2 separate regions of the Homo sapiens genome follow, and region 2 is linked to region 1. A link is a loop called in an ENCODE intact Hi-C map of the cell type or tissue named here. Cell type or tissue: HepG2. All regions are shown on one strand. Links, peaks and the distances in the headings refer to the core of each region. The heading gives the core; the rest is flanking DNA. Region 1 overlaps PFKL (phosphofructokinase, liver type). Region 2 holds the start of LINC02575 (long intergenic non-protein coding RNA 2575).

The links. Peaks named below come from ENCODE experiments on the same cell type or tissue, not always from the same donor. Only the 100,000 strongest peaks of a DNase experiment are listed, where the experiment ranks them.
Region 2: a loop joins it to region 1, with 4 times the contacts of the local background. A loop is called at or near these places in 3 of 110 quality-filtered maps.

What each region holds. Positions count from the first base shown.
Region 1 is chr21:44,304,137-44,312,149 of GRCh38, forward strand. PFKL (phosphofructokinase, liver type) reads left to right here. Exons shown (of 22, transcript NM_002626.6): 2 at 2,545-2,618; 3 at 6,870-6,947; 4 at 7,969-8,013. Among named protein-coding and RNA genes, the nearest start is that of PFKL, 8.1 kb to the left of the region's middle. RefSeq lists enhancers at 648-1,447, 1,487-2,141, 2,142-2,795, 3,451-4,104 and a silencer at 6,627-6,676. In HepG2, for the core only: a CTCF peak has its summit at 984 (motif pointing left); a DNase peak (open chromatin) is centred at 985.
Region 2 is chr21:44,483,906-44,493,105 of GRCh38, forward strand. It overlaps LINC02575 (long intergenic non-protein coding RNA 2575), which reads left to right and starts at 1,666. Exons shown (of 2, transcript NR_155204.1): 1 at 1,666-2,325; 2 at 6,489-7,237. It overlaps LOC124905037 (a long non-coding RNA gene), which reads left to right. Exons shown (of 2, transcript XR_007067904.1): 2 at 529-794. RefSeq lists enhancers at 7,718-8,218, 8,219-8,719, 8,246-9,200. In HepG2, for the core only: a CTCF peak has its summit at 4,113 (motif pointing left); a DNase peak (open chromatin) is centred at 4,126.

The sequences.
Region 1 (8,013 bases), core at 1-2,500:
GCACAAAGCTGGGTTTTGGCAGCTTCATTGTCTCCGGGCGTCAAAGCAGGTTTTATTTTGCAGAGCACCCTGAAGACATTTGGAAGTGAGGGGTACCCTTGCTGACCCCTGATCCTGGGGCCCCTTTGCCGTTCCCAGGTCCCCTGACAAGCCCACCAGGCCCCCTGCTGAGATGGCTGTGACCCTGGGCTGACCCGCCCAGTGGCACATTGACTCCGCCTGGAGCTGGGGAGACCAGAGAGGCCCTGTGGTTGGACGGTGGCCTGGGTGCGCTGCTCCTGCCCTCTCCTTGCCCTGCCTCAGCTGCTGCCTGCCAGAGGTGGGCTTGGACCTGTGGTGGGACCAGGTCTGCAGGGAGGGCGAGGGAGGGACGGAGGCTTAGCTTCGGCCAGCTGTGGCTGAGTGGATCTCCCTCACTGCCCCCAACTCCAGTGAGGGTGGGGGACAGGGCGCTGCACTCACAGCACCACCTTGGACGCCCAGCCTCAGGCAGCAGGACTTGGCTCTGCTGACTGTTTTTGGTTGTCGGGTGCTTGGGGTGGCTCAGCTGTCTGGGGGGGGCTCGGCTGTCTGTCTCGGGGGGCTTGGCTGTCTGCGGGGGGCTCGGCTGTCTGGGGGGCTCGGCTGTCTTTCTGGGGGAGCTTGTCTGTCTGTCTGGGGGGCTTGGCTTTCTGGGTGTGTGTGGGATGCTTGCTGGGTTCCCGCCCCAGTTTCAGCTGTAGCAGCCGTGCTCCCATCTATGTGGGGATGTGAGGGAGGCACTGTTCCTTTAGAGACGGCGTTGCTTGCTCAAGTGGAGAAGCTGCCAGTGTGGGCAGCTCCAGCTCCCTGCACGCTCTGTGCTCTGCCCATTCTAACGTCTGTGCCCCTTCTTCTGGATGGCTGCCGGGCTTGGCTCTGGCCCCCCTGTTGGATCCCCTGGCTGCTGGGTGGGGAGAGGGCCACCTACTGAACCTGAGGGTGGGTCTGGGTGAGTCCTGGCTCTGCTGCCACCTGCTGGGCTCTGGAAGGTCCCTCACCCTCCCTCTGGGATCTCATTGGATTCCTGTAGTGTGGGGATGGTGGCAGATACTCTGGCTGCTACGTGAGAACAGTGTGCCGATCCCTGGGGTTTCTCAAGGCGTGGCACCTCACCTCACACCTGCTCCCTGCTGCTGAGCCCCACGCCAAGCTGGAGAGCGGATGAGAAGCATGTGTAACCAGGGTAGAGGTCGAGAGTCCTCTCGTGGGGGTCTCCATGTTCAAGGGAGCTGCCGAGGCTTGAGCAGGAGCCCCCAGCAGGTCAGCACCTCCAGCCTCTGCAAGTACAGGGGGGTGGGAGGGCAGGGGCTTTTGAGGGGCACGAGGCTTGGGGACAGAGGACCCGCATGGCTTAGGGATGGATGGCATGGTATGGGTGCTGGGAGGGAGGCAGGAAGAGCAGGGCTGGTCCCAGGGGCAAGCACAAACTCAGGCCTGTTACACGGCCCCAGACCTCACTCAGAAGGGGACCCTGGCCGCTGGCGTGGGTTTCCTCCTCTCTGAAGATTAGGTGGTCTTGGCTGCCCCTTTTGTATGAAGTCATGGATATCTTTTGAGATGGGGGCTCTCGGGAAGAAGGTGTGGGGTACATTAGCACCAGCGTTTCCTGAGTGCCGCCTCCCCCGTTAATGTCCCTCTCCAGGAAACTGGCTTTGCCAAGGCCCCCGCTGGGACAGACTGTTTCTTTCACTGCAGTCCTGGGAGCCGAGGGCAAGGGGACAGGAAAGAGGAAGTGACCTCAGAGCCTGGTGGCACCAGCATCATGTCCAGGCTGGGGGGTGAGGGTCCCTGAGGCCCTGGGGCAGGGCAGTGCTGTTCCCTGGGTGGCTGAGGCCGGAGGGGCTCTGTTCTCAGTCCCCCATCTCATTGCGGAGGAAGGAGCCCAAGCCCCTTCCAGCAGGTGCTTTCCTCAGTGCCCAGAGGTGCTCCCCGGCTTCTCCATCCCCACGCCGCAGCCTGAATGTCTGGGGTGGGGCCGGTGTGGGAGGTGCCGGCCTCTTTTCCACCTGCCCCACTTTTTATCCTGCTCTGTGGTCAAGGCCTGGCCCCGTGGCCTGTGAGTGTGGGGGCTCCGTGGCAGAGGTTGGGGCGGCGGGGTGTGGAGTTCGGGACACCCACACATGCCTGATTGCCATGCTCTGCATGGGATGTTCCCAGTTTATCTCTGGGCACCATACTCCAGGTGCTCGGAAGCTGAAGCCTAGAGCCTGCTGGGTTCACCCGAGCCTCCACCCGGGGGCCCAGGGCTGGTCCTCAAGTTTCCTGGCCTGGTGCCTCCTGAGATGGGGAGGGTGACCAGGCCTTCCCTACCCCCTGCCCTCTGAGATGGGGAGGGCGTCCGGGCCTTCCCTGACCCTTGCCCTCTTGAGATGAGGAGGGTGACCAGGGCCTTCCCCCACCACCCGCCCTCTGAGATGGACAGGGTGTCCAGGCCTCCCCTACCCCCTGTCCTCTGAGATGGGGAGGGTGTCCAGGGCCTTGCTTCTCAGCGTGGGACTGACAGGTTTGCCCTGACCTCCACAGGCATGAACGCTGCTGTCCGGGCTGTGACGCGCATGGGCATTTATGTGGGTGCCAAAGTCTTCCTCATCTACGAGGTAAGGCCAAGGTGGGCTGTGTGTGTGCAGGGAGTGGGGACCTCCTGAGGCGCATGCCGAGGTGTGTTCTGTGTGGGTCACACTGGGAGACGGGGTGGTCCTGGCCTGGAGGAGCTGATGGGTATGTGGTCTTGGGGAGTGTGAGGGGGAGCTTGGGGCCAGGCCAAAGGCATCTGCAGAAAGAAGACCTACTGCCTTGGGACTCAGCCCGGCTGGAGGCTCAGAGGCTGCAGAGCACGGGCCTGGGGGCAGGGAAGGAGCTGGGTGGACAAGGAGTCGAGGCCCTGCCTACAGTGATCGCTGACGGGCCAGGCCCCACCCACCACACCCCTGCCTGGTGTCCCCCAGCCTGGCCCTTGTCCCGCCCCGAGGCCTCTGTGAGTGGGGGCCAGGGACCTCACCGCCTCTGCCCTTGTCCTCCCCAGCCTCCTGCCTCACCACCCAGACCCGGGGGGCAGCCGCTGGCAGCAGCTCTGCTGTGTCTATGTTCATTGTGTCCCCGCAGGAGCAGCGGATGCCCTACTGCCTCAGCCCCAGTCCCCGTGGGAGATTTGGGGCTCGCCCTCCGTCCTGGGTATTTACACACCCACACTTGCGCTCACACATGTGCACACACAGGCGCATTCACACACTTGGGCCACACCACGCACTCACAGGCTGCATTCTTGCCTTGTCAGGTGGTTTTCCACATTCCACAAGACAAGGTCTTTTGTTATTTTGTTGCCACTTTTTATGTAATATGTAGCTGTTTATATAAAATGTAGCAACCCCAGCTCTGCAGCCCCAGGCACTCAGCCCCACCCCCCTCACTGCTCACTGCTCGCTGCTGACCACTCACCGCCCTGGGTCTCAGTTCCCCCATCTTGGCCCCAGGGAACAGCAGCCTGTCCAGCCCTCCCTCTGCAGGACTGTGTGAATGAATGAGTGAGTGGGCAGTCTGTGCTGGCCCGTCCTCTCCCTGTGGCCAGGCTGGGGCCCTGCCAGTATTGGATTAGGAAGCAGGTCTCAGAGCCCTGGGGAGCTGGGTGTGGGGGCCTCTCTAGGCAGGCTGGGCTGTGTCCGTACAAACCCCTCCTGCCACCTGCTCGACCTTCAGTTTCTTCTTCTAAGTGGCAAAGGGGAGAAATTAGGGTTTTCCGGAACCCCCACACATTTGTGGTTGGGAAAGACTCCTGTGGCAAAAGACAGAAAACAGGTTCATCGGTGCAGGGCGTGTCCTGGAAAAGGGGAGAAGAGGCACTTTGCCGTGCCTAGAGTCCTGGCTTCTGCAGAGCCCAGCAGAGACCAGTGCACATGGAGAAGCCGAGGGGTACAGGGACGCAGCGTGAGGCCCTCGGAGGTGGGGGAATGCAGGAGGGTGAGTTTATGGGAAAAAGAATGAAGTGGGTGGGCGCGGGTCCTGGGGCTGTCTCTGGGTCCTGAGGGCTGTGAGGGGCATTTACATCCTGTCCAGGCGGTAACAGGAGGAGCCTTAGTCTTGGGATGCTGTGTGCTGCTTTCCTCTCAAAGGGAGGCAAGGCTGAGAGCTTCCCTGAATCTGCTGCCTAGTGGGCTTTAGCTCAGAAACATCCACATCTAAGAGGCAGATTTTGAGATGAGACATTCTGATATAGCGGCCCAGGGAAGACTTCCCCTCCGTCCCATGAAGGTTCTTGGAAGAATCCACTTGCGAAAAGCGGATTAATAGGGCAGAGGTGCTGGCATTCATTGTGAATAGGCATGGAGAGGTAGGGCGAAGATGCTGACCTGCCCTCCTCCCAGGGAAAGGGGCATGGGCAGCCTGGATGATTCTAGGGGGGTAGGAATTTTTTTTTTTTTTTTTTTTGAGACAGAGTCTCATTCTGTTGCCCAGGCTGGAGCGCAGTGGCACAATCTTGGCTCGCTGCAACCTCTGCCTCCCAGGTTCAAGCAATTTTCCTGCCTCAGCCTCCTGAGTAGCTGGGATTACAGGCACCCACCACCACGCCCAGCTGTTTTTTGTATTTTTAGTAGAGACGGGGTTTCACCATGTTGGCCAGCCTGGTCTCGAACTCCTGGCCTCTGGTGATCCACCCGCCTCTGCTTCCCAAAGTGCTGGGATTACAGGCGCGAGCCACTGTGCACGGCCATGAATGGTTTTTAGGGGATTCAATGGGCTTGGACAGCATCTGTTAGCCCTGGTGACCACCTGCCCAAGTGTGTTGGCAGACACAGGTCTTTCTTCCTACGATGACCTCAGTGCATGGAAACTCAGGGAGGGGACTGGCCGTCACTGTTCCTTTCTCCAGCAGCTATGGGCTTTAGGCAGATTCGGGGGCTTCAGGGAGCAGCTGCATCCTGAGCTTGGAGGAGGCAGAGGGTCGAGAGGCAGAAGGGGGAGGTCAGGGAGACCTGCGGCTGCGTCAGTTCACATCAGACTGCATTTTGGGTTTCTGAGCCCCCAGCGCTGGCTTCCTTCAGCAGGGAGACCGATCCCTTCTCCTTGGGGCTATTGTTAGGGCAGAAAGGGAGGGTGGCCTTGGAGGTGAAAACCCTTCTCAGTTCTGACACAAAGGAGGGCTCAGAACAGGCTACTCTTATCCCCCCAGGCAGAGCCCACAGCATAGCAGGGAGGGCCCTGAGCCTGGGTCCAGGCCTGCAGGGGTGAGAGGAGGGGGCGGGGCTAGAGGGGAAGGAGGGGAAGGTGAGCTGGGCCTAGGAGGACAGAGACGGAAACAGAGTGGGTAGAGGGGGGCAAACAGCTTCTAGAAGATTCCAAGGGTAGGAGGAGGTTGTGTCTGTGAGACTGATTCCAGCAGAACTGAGCCACTGGCCTTGTGGGGTCTCTGGGGACTGCTGGGCTGGCCATACCTGCCTGCCCCTCCGCCCAGTGGGGCAGGGGCCTGGCTGGCGCCTGGGCTCTGTATTGGATCCTGAGTTTTGCAGACAGACCTGTGTTTGGTGGCCTCCTGCTCAGGTGGGGCTGTGGGTTTGGGATCATTTTCCTGTTTTCCTTGTTCCTAGCTCAGGGCTGGTACAACCAGAGGGGGCCAGGCTGGCCTGGCCTGAGCCGGAGGAAGTAGCTCTGTGGTCCCTCAGATCAGCCCCTGAGATGGGGCAGGGGCACCTGTCCCCCAGCCCAGCTGGTGGGGAAGGGAGGCTGTCAGGCTAGAAGCCCGCCATGGCCAGAGTGGGGATGTTCATGCGCCCCGCAGCGCGCACTATCCCTTGACCCCCTGCCTGCTTGAGGCACTTGCCCTCCTGGCCCCCAGGGCCCTGACACCTGGTTGGGGAGAAGGCGGAGGGAGGAGCAGAAGCCCACAGCTGAGCTGGCATCCGCCCTGGCCGAGGAATGGCTGCTCCACTGCCTCACCTCACGGCCTGGAGAAGGCTGCTGATGCCATGGAGGGACCGGGGCTGCACGGAGGAGGCCGCCCTTCTCCTCTCCACACCCTTAGTGAAATGCAGTCATGAGTGTCCCTCCCCTCAAACAACAAGAAAGGGCTGGCCGTGCAGTAGGAAACGGGCACGTGGCACGGAGGCTGTGCAGGTGCCATCTGGGAAATCCCAGGTAGAACCGCATGAGAGGCAGATCCACGGTACTGGATGGAAGGCCCAGTGTGGCCGGCGTGGCGGGACGCGGAGCCTGGAGCCCCTGCCTGGGGTGTTGCCGGCCCTACGAGCGATGGCCACTCGGGTCCCCTGGACCCAGGAGCTCCCTCGGGTGGGGGCCCGCCTGTAGGGAGGTGTGTGTGTTCTCAGCTTCCCGCTCTGGCGGGCAGATGGTAGCCTGGGCTGTTCACACGGCCGCCACACAGCAAGAGCACGCGCCGCACACCCCGCCGGCCGCATGCCTGGGAGGACTCCAGTGGGGACAGAAGGAGCCACGCACAGCAGCCTCTGTGGTGTCATTTCTAGGATGTTCAGAACAGGCAGACCTAGGATGCACCCTCAGGAGCTGGATGGCGGGCTCCGCTGGGGCCTTCGGGACGCTGAACTTGCCTGTGTGGATCTGGGTGGGGTGAGGGAGCTCAGACAGGCCCCTGCACCAAAGCACTTGCCACAGGAGTCACGCCCCGGGACACACGGACTCACCAGCTGTGCAGAGGGTGTCTGGAGCCCCCTAGGGGGCACCCGGACCCTGTTACCCAGGCCCTGGGATGATGGTGGGGCCTCACAGTCAGCACCCTGGTCCTGCTTTCTGCTGGTGGGGTGAAAATCCTGCTCCCAGACCACTTGCTGCCGGCCGCCATGGGGTCCCCTATCTCATGCCTGCCCCACTCTTGATTTCAGGGCTATGAGGGCCTCGTGGAGGGAGGTGAGAACATCAAGCAGGCCAACTGGCTGAGCGTCTCCAACATCATCCAGCTGGTGAGGCCTGGGAACGCGGATGCATGTTGCACTTGGACTCGCAGACAGACACACAGAGACAGACCTGCACACACAGACACACACACAGAGACAGACACGTGCACAAACACACACATGCAGACACACAGACATGCACACAGACGCACACACACACAGATGTGCACACACACAGATGCGTGCACACACAGACCCGTGCACGGACACACAGGCGCGCACAGACACAGACACGTGCACAGACACACACAGACATGCACACATACAGACACACAGACGTGCACACAGACACACAGACGCGCACACAGACACACACAGATGCACACAGACATGGAGACAGATACACATGGATAGACACATGCAGACACATAAATACACAGATACACACGTAGACACACAGATGCGCACACAGGTACACAGATACAGAAACATACAGACATATGTACTCAGAGTCACACACACACGTGCCCCATCGCACAGGGACTCAGGTTCAGGCCGACCCTGTCATCTGCTGCCATGGAATTGTTGGGTCGCAGGGTCATGGGGTTGCCAGGGGCCAGGAGGACCTGGAGACGTGGCCGTGCTGGGTCCTGGGGGAGCCCTGGCTGAGGCTGGCTATGAGGGGCCACGTGAGCGCACCTGGAGCTGCTGAGGCTTGAGCCCTGGAGGCCCTGGCCGGTTCCCTGAGTTGGTACAGGGCCTGTGTGTGCACGTGTGCACGCACATGTGTGTGGCAACCTATGCGTGTGTGTACTGTGCTTTCCAGTCTCCAAAGCCTTCCACTCTATTACCTTGGGGCTTCCCAAGCCCAGGACCGGACGGACATCATCCTCCTCTTTGTCTCTCCAAGGAGAGAGGCCCAGGGAGGTAGGGCCACCTCAGGTTTCCAGAGACCCCGGGGCTTCTGCCTCTCACTCTGCAGGGTCTGCCAGCCCCTTGCTGCCCAGTCCTGGGGTCCCTCTGGTGATCCCCAGGGGCTGTCTGCCGCCTGCCATCTCTCCTGAAGTTTCTGGTCTCCTCTGTGCAGGGCGGCACTATCATTGGCAGCGCTCGCTGCAAGGCCTTTACCACC
Region 2 (9,200 bases), core at 2,640-5,139, 180 kb after region 1:
GGCTAGCTCCCCGCTTTCAGCCATGTAGAATTTCTCTTGGCATTTTAGTTAGAAGTGTTGTCTAGATTTCTTAAGTGTCTGAGGCTGCCCTGGCCACAGGGATGAGTTAGGGAAAATTACCGTTTCCCATGTGCGTGTGTGAAGCTCTCCATGCTCACTGAAGTCAGAGTGAGAAGCAGCAAACACGTCATCGGGAGGGTGGCCAGCAAGGCTGTGTCCTTTCACACGTCCTCAGATCATCCTTGAATCCACCCACATTCCAAATTCATTCTCAAAAATGAGATTCCAAATTTCAGGATCTATTTACAGCCAGACGATTTTGGTGCCCCCTGCTCAAAAGCTTTGATTACTCCTGTGCTTAATTAAGTCACAAATCCCTGGCCCATCATCCAAGACCACTTGTGATGTGGTTAAACCTACCTCTGTGAGTGCTAGTAAATCTACCTCTACTAGTACTAGTAAATCTACCTCTGCTAGCGCTAGTAAATTTACCTCTACCAGTACTGCCCCCCACTGTTTCCTTTTCAGGCATTCAGCTCAGTCTACGGCCCGCAGACAGATTTCCTAGAAATAACTGCTCCTACTTCTCAACTCTTAACAAAAAGGTCTCTGAAAAGGAATTTGGAGGAAACAGACTATTCCAGTGAATAGTGTACAAGCCTGGGAGATGCGGACTTTGGTGTAAAATGAAGGTGTGTTCAAAGAGCAAAGAAGGAGTTCGGGTTTTAGAGCAAAAAGCTCCTGCCCTGGGGTCCCCATTAGGTCCATGTAGGCAAATGAAGGATTGAAACGTGCTTAGTTCTGATTGGTTGGTACAGCTGGGCCCTGATGGGTTGGTTTCCAAGCCGCGAACCGGAAGTCTTTGTTAGCTGTTTCTTTCAAACAGTGGTGGGGGGCGTGAGGGGCGTGCGGGGCGTCGGGGGCGTGAGGGGCGTGCGGGGCGTGAGGGGCGTGAGGGGCGTGCGGGCGTGAGGGGCGTGAGGGGCGTGAGGGGCGTGAGGGGCGTGCGGGGCGTGAGGGGCGTGCGGGCGTGAGGGGCGTGCGGGGCGTGCGGGGCGTGCGGGGCGTGGGGGGCGTGCGGGCGGGGAGGAGGGTGGGGGCCGCTCTGGCTACAGTTTATCTTGGCACTAACAACGGGGACTGATTGGGCTTCGTTGTGAAAAGGGGGGCCCTGTGGTGCGTTTACAGAGTCTGAGAACACAGAGTTCGTGGCCACTCCCTCACCCAGCCCTGGGCACCAGGTTATGTTTTAAATTTGAGCACCTCAGCCATGGGGAACCCCTTTTGTTTGTCAGCCAGGGCATAGTTTACCAATCCCAAATCTGTAATCTCTCTCTTAACAAATCACTTTCTACCCAAATACAGATCCTTAAGGGCAGGGCCTCTGGTTCATTTTTGTCATCTCCACCTAGCGGAGAGCGCGGCACACGGCAATGATACGGGAGTGCGGGGGAAGGGAAGAGTGTGGTCCCTTTAAATGATACAGAAGGGAGGTGCTGGGTAGAGGGGGGCGTGGTCCCCGGCTAGGGCTCCACCCCCCCGGACCTGGGTGAGGACAGGCACTTCTGCCTTCTTGCCCCAATGTTGCATTTTCCAAGACCACCCTGGCCCGCCATGCCCCCATTCTGAGCCTATAAAAACCCGAGACCCTAGCAGGGCAGAGGCAGAAACTGCTGGATGCTGAGAGGAACGCATCAGTGGAAGAAAACAAGCGGCTGGACGTGGAGAGGACGTCAAGGGAGCATGCCGGCGGAAGAGCACACCACAGACGCCGGCAGGCCACCGAGCGGCAGGACCAGGCGGAGTTTGGCCGGGGCAGTCGGAGGAGAGCTAGGCCACTAAGCAGCTCAACTCCAGGAGATAAACCATCTCCCTTGTGGCTCCTCCGTCGGCTGAGAGCTGCTTCCACTCAATAACACTTTGCACTCGTTCTCCAAGCCCCCGTGTGATCCGATTCTTCTGGTACACCCAGGCAAGAACCCAGGATACAGAAAGGCCTCGGTCCTTTCCACAAGTACCTCTACTTGAGGTACTCATTGACCTGGTTAACACAAGCTGCCTACAGACGCCAAAACTAAGGGCACCCTGGAACACAGGCTTCAGCTGTAAACATTCACCCCTGGGCACTGCCGTGGGGTGGGAGCCTGCCTGAGTGTATGCTCCCCTAGAGGTTTGAGCTGCGGGGCACTGAAGAAGTGAGCCACACTCCCATCGCACACTGCGAGGGGGACAAAGGAACTTTTCCTCTTTTAACTGGGGCCTCATCTGGAATCTCGGAAGGTGAATGTCTGCCTTCGAAAACCCTACCACCTGTCTTTCTTGTGGGTAAGAGGCTGTTTTCCTTTCATCTCTTTTTTCTCTCTCACACGGTTTAAAAATGGCTCTTATCTCCTTTATAATGTTAAGAGTTTTGCTACAGGCTGCGGCAATGTTACTAAGTAGAATGAGTATTTGGCTCAGCCGCCAAAGGTGCAAATCAGACCAATTTTTCCTAGAGGTGCCATGTATGCCTCTACCTCGAGAGCCGCAGGCACACACGGCTCTGGGCACCTCTCCTTATTCTTCCCCTTCCCAGCTCGGGCACCTGGGCGTGCCCACGGCAGGCAAAGGCCAAGCCCAACAGCCACGAACCGGGCGGGAGGAAGCCGAGGGGGTAGCCGGGACCCTACAGGGAGCGCGTTGGTCAAGTGTGCCAAGGGAACCTTTCCTCCCCTGGCCAAGGAATTCAACCTGGTCTGAACTGGGGAAAGGATGGGAAAGTTATAAGAATTAGAGGGACGCAGTTGCACTAAGCAAGGGGTTCTTCCCCCAGAATCTCCCCCCTTTTTGCCCCTTAAACTGTTTTTCTCCTTTTTCCTTTTTTTTATTATTATTATACTTTAAGTTTTAGGGTACATGTGCACAATGTGCAGGTTAGTTACATATGTATACATGTGCCATGCTGGTGCACTGCACCCACTAACTCATCATCTAGCATTAGGTATATCTCCCAATGCTATCCCCCCCTCCCCCCACCCCACAACAGTCCCCAGAGTGTGATGTTCCCCTTCCTGTGTCCATGTGTTCTCATTGTTCAGTTCCCACCTGAGTGAGAATATGTGGTGTTTGGTTTTTTGTTCTTGCGATAGTTTACTGAGAATGATGATTTCCAATTTCATCCATGTCCCTACAAAGGACATGAACTCATCATTTTTTATGGCTGCATAGTATTCCATGGTGTATATGTGCCACATTTTCTTAATCCAGTCTATCATTGTTGGACATTTGGGTTGGTTCCAAGTCTTTGCTATTGTGAATAGTGCCACAATAAACATACGTGTGCATGTGTCTTTATAGCAGCATGATTTATAGTCCTTTGGGTATATACCCAGTAATGGGATGGCTGGGTCAAATGGTATTTCCAGTTCTAGATCCCTGAGGAATCGCCACACTGACTTCCACAATGGTTGAACTAGTTTACAGTCCCACCAACAGTGTAAAAGTGTTCCTATTTCTCCACATCCTCTCCAGCACCTGTTGTTTCCTGACTTTTTAATGATTGCCATTCTAACTGGTGTGAGATGGTATCTCATTGCGGTTTTGATTTGCATTTCTCTGATGGTCGGTGATGGTGAGCATTTTTTCATGTGTTTTTTTGGCTGCATAAATATCTTCTTTTGAGAAGTGTCTGTTCATGTCCTTTGCCCACTCTTTGATGGGGTTGTTTTTTTCTTGTACATTTGTTTGAGTTCATTGTAGATTCTGGATATTAGCTCTTTGTCAGATGAGTAGGTTGTGAAAATTTTCTCCCATTTTGTAGGTTGCCTGTTCCCTCTGATGGTAGTTTCTTTTGCTGTGCAGAAGCTCTTTAGCTTAATTAGATCCCATTTGTCAATTTTGGCTTTTGTTGCCATTGCTTTTGGTGTTTTAGACATGAAGTCCTTGCCCATGCCTATGTCCTGAATGGTAGGGCCTAGGTTTTCTTCTAGGGTTTTTATGGTTTTAGGTCTAACGTTTAAGTCTTTAATCCATCTTGAATTGATTTTTGTATCTTTTTTCCTTTTCTAAGTGAGAGGGCTCCCCTCCCAACTCTGTTTCTGATGGGGAAGTTAGCAGAGGACCAGCGACCCCTGCTGGCGGAGAGCTGCAAATTTGGCAGGGCACATTTGAGACACTCTCAACAGATAGAACCAGCCTCTAAAATATCTTTTCAGTCCCAAACTCGATTCCAAGCTTCAGGCTGAGGTCTTAGAAAGAAAAAACAGGTCTGAGGGATCCAAAGCCAGGGAACAGGCACAATGTAAATGGGTAGCACCAATTCCTGCTGACTAAACCCCCCACCCTATGGAAGGAGGCCATGCTTCATGGCATAAACAGGCCCAGGGAACTGAAGGTTTGCCGACAGCAGGGAGAAAGGGAGGCATAGGCAAGGGCGGTTCGTTCCTAGTCTCCAGGTTTTCCCTGCTTCATGGGTACATACCACATTAGTACCCATGGCTGGCACCTGCCAAGGTCGCCAGGGCTCAGGGATAAGGAGTGGAGACTGAAAGGATCATGCTCGCTTTCTCTCTCCATCACACCCTGAGTTTTCGCTGAAAGAAGGAAGAGAATGAGGGGCTTCTCTATTCACTGTCTCCAGTTCTCTTCAACACCCCCAGTTTATACTCCTCTGTAGTGTACCCTGAACCATCGGGACTGCTTTGACCCTCAGAATCTGCAGGAGAAACACCTCAGAGCCCTCTGCACAAAGGTTTGGCCAAATTATGAAGGACTGGGTTGGCCCTAGGAAGGAATCATTCATTTCCATACCATTCGGCTGTTGAGACTTTTCTGTAGATGTGAGGACAGATGGCCTGAGGCCCCGTATGTGCAGGGCCTTTCTATACCTTGCAAGGAAATCCAGACCTTGCCGACAGTGTAGGATTCATCCAGCCCTCCTGTTTGCCATCTCAGAGAAGGCTGCAAGGGGTAAGCCCAGGGAATTAAAGATACGAGTCCTAGAGGCACCCCGGAAAGAGAGGCCAGCTCCCTCAAGCCCTGCTCCTCTGGGTCCACCCCGACCTCCCTATCCAGCTTCAGCCTCTCACTTGGCCCCTCCTACAAATTCTCACTCTAAACAAGCCCCAGTCTCACTCTTGCTCCTCCAACAGATGCCTGGTGAATTTGGGCCAGCAAGGTCCAGGTCCCCTTCTCCTTACAGGACTTAAAGTAAATTAAGGGGGGATCTGGGCAAGTTTTCAGATGATCCTCATAGGTATATAGAGGCTTTCTAGAATTTCAACCAAATAGTTGAACTCTCCTGGAGAGAGACGTTATGTTACTTTTGAATCAGACTGTGATAGACACTGAGAAACAGGCCACTCTACAAGCTGCAGAGAGATTTGGGGATGAGCTTTGCATCACATGTAGCATCAGGAAAGGGGGTGAATATTATCCAACCGGAAGAGAAGCAGTACCAGTGAATGACCGTAAATGGGACCCCAATCATGAGATGGAAGCCGGGCGGAGGAGACACTTTCAGGTGTGCGTAATAGAAGGCTTACGTAAGACTAAGAACAAGTTGTCCATGATCAACCAGGAATTTGATGAAAATCCAATCGCCTTCTAGGAAAGGCTAAGAGAGGCCTTGGTAAAGCTCACCTCTCTCTCTCCTGGTTCAGTTGAGGGACAGTGAATCCCAAAGCATAACTTTATTACTCAGGCGGCTCCTGACATCAGGAGGAAGTTGCAAAAACTGGGCCATTGGACCAGATAGTACATTAGAGGACCTCCTAAAAGTGGCCACCTCAGTCTTTTATAATAGAGACGGAGGCCCAGGACAGTGAGAGGAGACACAGGAAAGAGACAAAAGCTTCAGTGGCCACCGTGTACGTCCACAAACCCCAGAATTCCCAGGGTGCACCTGTTAACTGCTAAAGATATGGCAAGAATAGTTACTTCATTCTAAAGTTTATTTGCTCTTGTACAAGGTTTAATTTCTTGCACCAGGGGTGAAACAGCTCAGGGTGCAACTTTGCTGTTAGTATATTTCACTTCTTATCTTTGTGATCTTTGGGAGTACATTCTTTCTTTTTATAACACACATGTTTAACCCATGCATACTTAACCTTATAAAACCTGGGTTTTTTTTTTTCTCTCATGCCTAGAACCATCAAACTCCAAGTGGACAGGCAACTGGAGCCTCAGATAATGACTCCCCTTTGCTAGGAACCCTTAGACAGACCTCTGGGAGGAATTTGACTGCCGTTTTCTCAAAAACAACGCCCCCTGTCAGCGGGAAGCAGCTAAGACAGGTCATCGTCCATATTCTAATAGCAGTTAGATGTACGTTTTCAGAGAGGGGAAATGATACAGGAGTGCGGGGAAGGGAAGAGTGTCATCTCTTTAAATGATACAGAAGGGAGGTGCTGGGTAGAAGAGGGTGTGGTCCCTGGCTAGGGCTCCACCCCCACGGACCTAGGTGAGGGCAGGCACTTTCTCCTTCTCACCCAAATGTTGCATTTTCCAAGATCACCCTGGCCTGCCATGCCCCCATCCTGGGCCTATAAAAACCCTGAGACCCTAGCAAGGCAGAGATAGAAGCTGCCGGATGCTGAGAGAAACACATCAGTGGAAGGGAAGAAGAAAAGCGGCTGGACATGGAGAGGACGTCAGTGGAGCATGCCGGCGGAAGAGCACACCCACAGACCCTGGCACGCCGGCAGGCCACGTAGCGGCAGGCCACGTAGCGGCAGGCCACGTAGCGGCAGGCCACGTAGCGGCAGGCCAAGGCGGAGTTTGGCCGGGGCAGTCGGAGGAGAGCTAGGCCACTAAGCAGCTCAACTCCAGGAGAAAACCATCTCCCTTCTGGCTCCTCCATCAGCTGAGAGCTGCTTCCACTCAATAACACTTCGCACTGATTCTCCAAGCCCAGGTGTGATCCGATTCTTCTGGTACACCCAGGCAAGAACCCAGGATACAGACAGCCCTCTGTCCTTTTGATAACTAGAGGGTCTCATTGACCTGGTTAACACAAGCTGCCTACAGACGGCAAAACTAAAAGAGCACCCTGGAACACACGCCCACTGGGGCTTCAGCTGTAAACATTCACCCCTAGACACGGCTATGGGGTTGGAGCCTGCCTGTCTGTATGCTCCCCTAGAGGTTTGGGCAGCAGGGCACTGAAGAATCAAGCCACACCCCCATCGCACACCCTGCGAGGGGGACAAGGGAACCTTTCTCTTTTCAGTTGGTCTTAATAAACACTGAGTAAATGAATGATTACGCACTCAGAAAAATCAGTTATCCTCTCCCACTCCGTGCCTGGGAAGTACCAACGGGTACTGAAACGTAATGAGTAATGTCTAGAGATTTTCTCCACAGGATAGAAACAAAGCTCAAAGAGGCAGCAAGTTGAAGAAAGTGTGACACTGTTTTATTTTTAGGATTTTTTCCTCTTTTTTAAAATAAATATACGTGTAGAGAGACAGGGTCTCCCTTTGTTGCCCAGGCTGATCTCGAACTCCTGAGCTCAAGCTGTCCTCCCACCTCAGCCTCCCAAGGGCTGGGATCACTGGCATGAGCCTCTGCACCCAGCCCTTAGGATTTTTTTTTCTTTTTTAAAATTTTAATTATTTTATATATATTTTTAAGTTCCAGGGTACATGTGCAGGATGTGCAGGTTTGTTACATAGGTAAACGTGTGCCATGGTGGTTTGCTGCACCTGTCACCCTGTCACTAGGCATGAGGACCAGCATGCATTAGCTCTTTTCCCTAATGTTCTCCATGCCCCCTGGCCCAGCCCTCTCCCAACAGGCCCCAGTGAGTGTTGTTCCCCTCCCGGGATTTTTTTTCTTAAGGAAACACACCACATCAGGCGTTGAAGTGAGTGTATTGACTGTCTGAGGTTTGTGTGCACTTTTTAACCAGAAGTCATGGCTGGGGACACAAAAGCACCTCCTTGCCTATGTAGTTTTGTTCCTTTACTGCTTTAAACAAGCAAGATGTGGTTTGCATTCCTTTCGCTGCTGGTGTTGTTGGCTTTGTGTTTCTCAACAGAAATAACTTGCCTTGCCTTTGCTCTCAAGGTTGTGAAAGCCCCCCACCCCCATATGTTCCTTCCACTCATTTGTCACCGAGACCCTCAGTGTTGCTATCTGTGCATAATGTGTGTGGGTCGGGTTGTGTCAAGCATCAGACGACGTCGGTACCTCTCCTCACTGTGAAGGATGACCCTGTACACACCACTGCTCTAGGCAAGGATGCGACCCACCGTCCCGGGGTTAACCACATCAGTGTCACCATCACAAGGGGGTGACAGCCCTTTACAGATTACATCTCCTTTTCCTGGTGATTCTCCCTCTTAATCCCTAAATGAGTCCTGCAAGATGGGTGTTGATTCTTCCTATAGCACAGCTGAAAGAGTTGAATGGCTCGTCCTAGAGCACACAGTTTGGCAGGGCTGAGTAAAATGAAACCCAGTGCTTGTCCCTCCAGGCTGCGGCGAACCTGCACTAGAGTTTTATGAAAGTCCAACTTCCTGGCGATAGGCAGAAAAAGCAACGATCACCTTCCCTGATATTTTCACCTAGCAGACAGTCTTCAGCCCAGAGAACATCTTCCCAAAGTCCAAGACAGAAGGTACATGTAGAAATGAAATAGAGGTTCCTCTTCAAAGGGACTTTCCTCCCAGTCTAATTCAGAATAGATAGTAACCTCTTCTAGAAGCAAAGTTTACTCAAAGACCTGTGTTAATATTCTTAAATTCTGCTAGCTGTAATAAAGAAATCAATATACTCTGTTCTTAGCTCCCACATTTTAGTCTAGGTATTTGCCCTGGCATGCCTGAACCAGTCCAAGCAAGAATTAGGTCATAGCCTCTTCCTCTTCCTTATTTGGAAGTGTTTTTGCCTCTCTCAGCATTCCACAAGTTACTTCCTCTCTTCCTTTGTTCTCCTCTGCCTTTGCCTCTTTTGGGAAGTTCTAAGTTGCTAGCCAATCGAGACAAACAGAATGTAAGGTCCCATTCCAGCCGATAGAAACTGGGCACAGCAGTAGGGTAGCTGCGTCAGGTTATAAATGACCCTGTCTTTTTTTGTGTGTGCTCTTGTGGCAAGACTGCTAGCGAGCGGCACCCTTTCTGCAGAAAGTAAACTAGCCTTGCTGAGAGATCCTTTGTCTCAGTGTTGATTTCTGCAACACCGAGCACCCGTTCCCAACAGTAAATGTGTCTGCCTGTGTG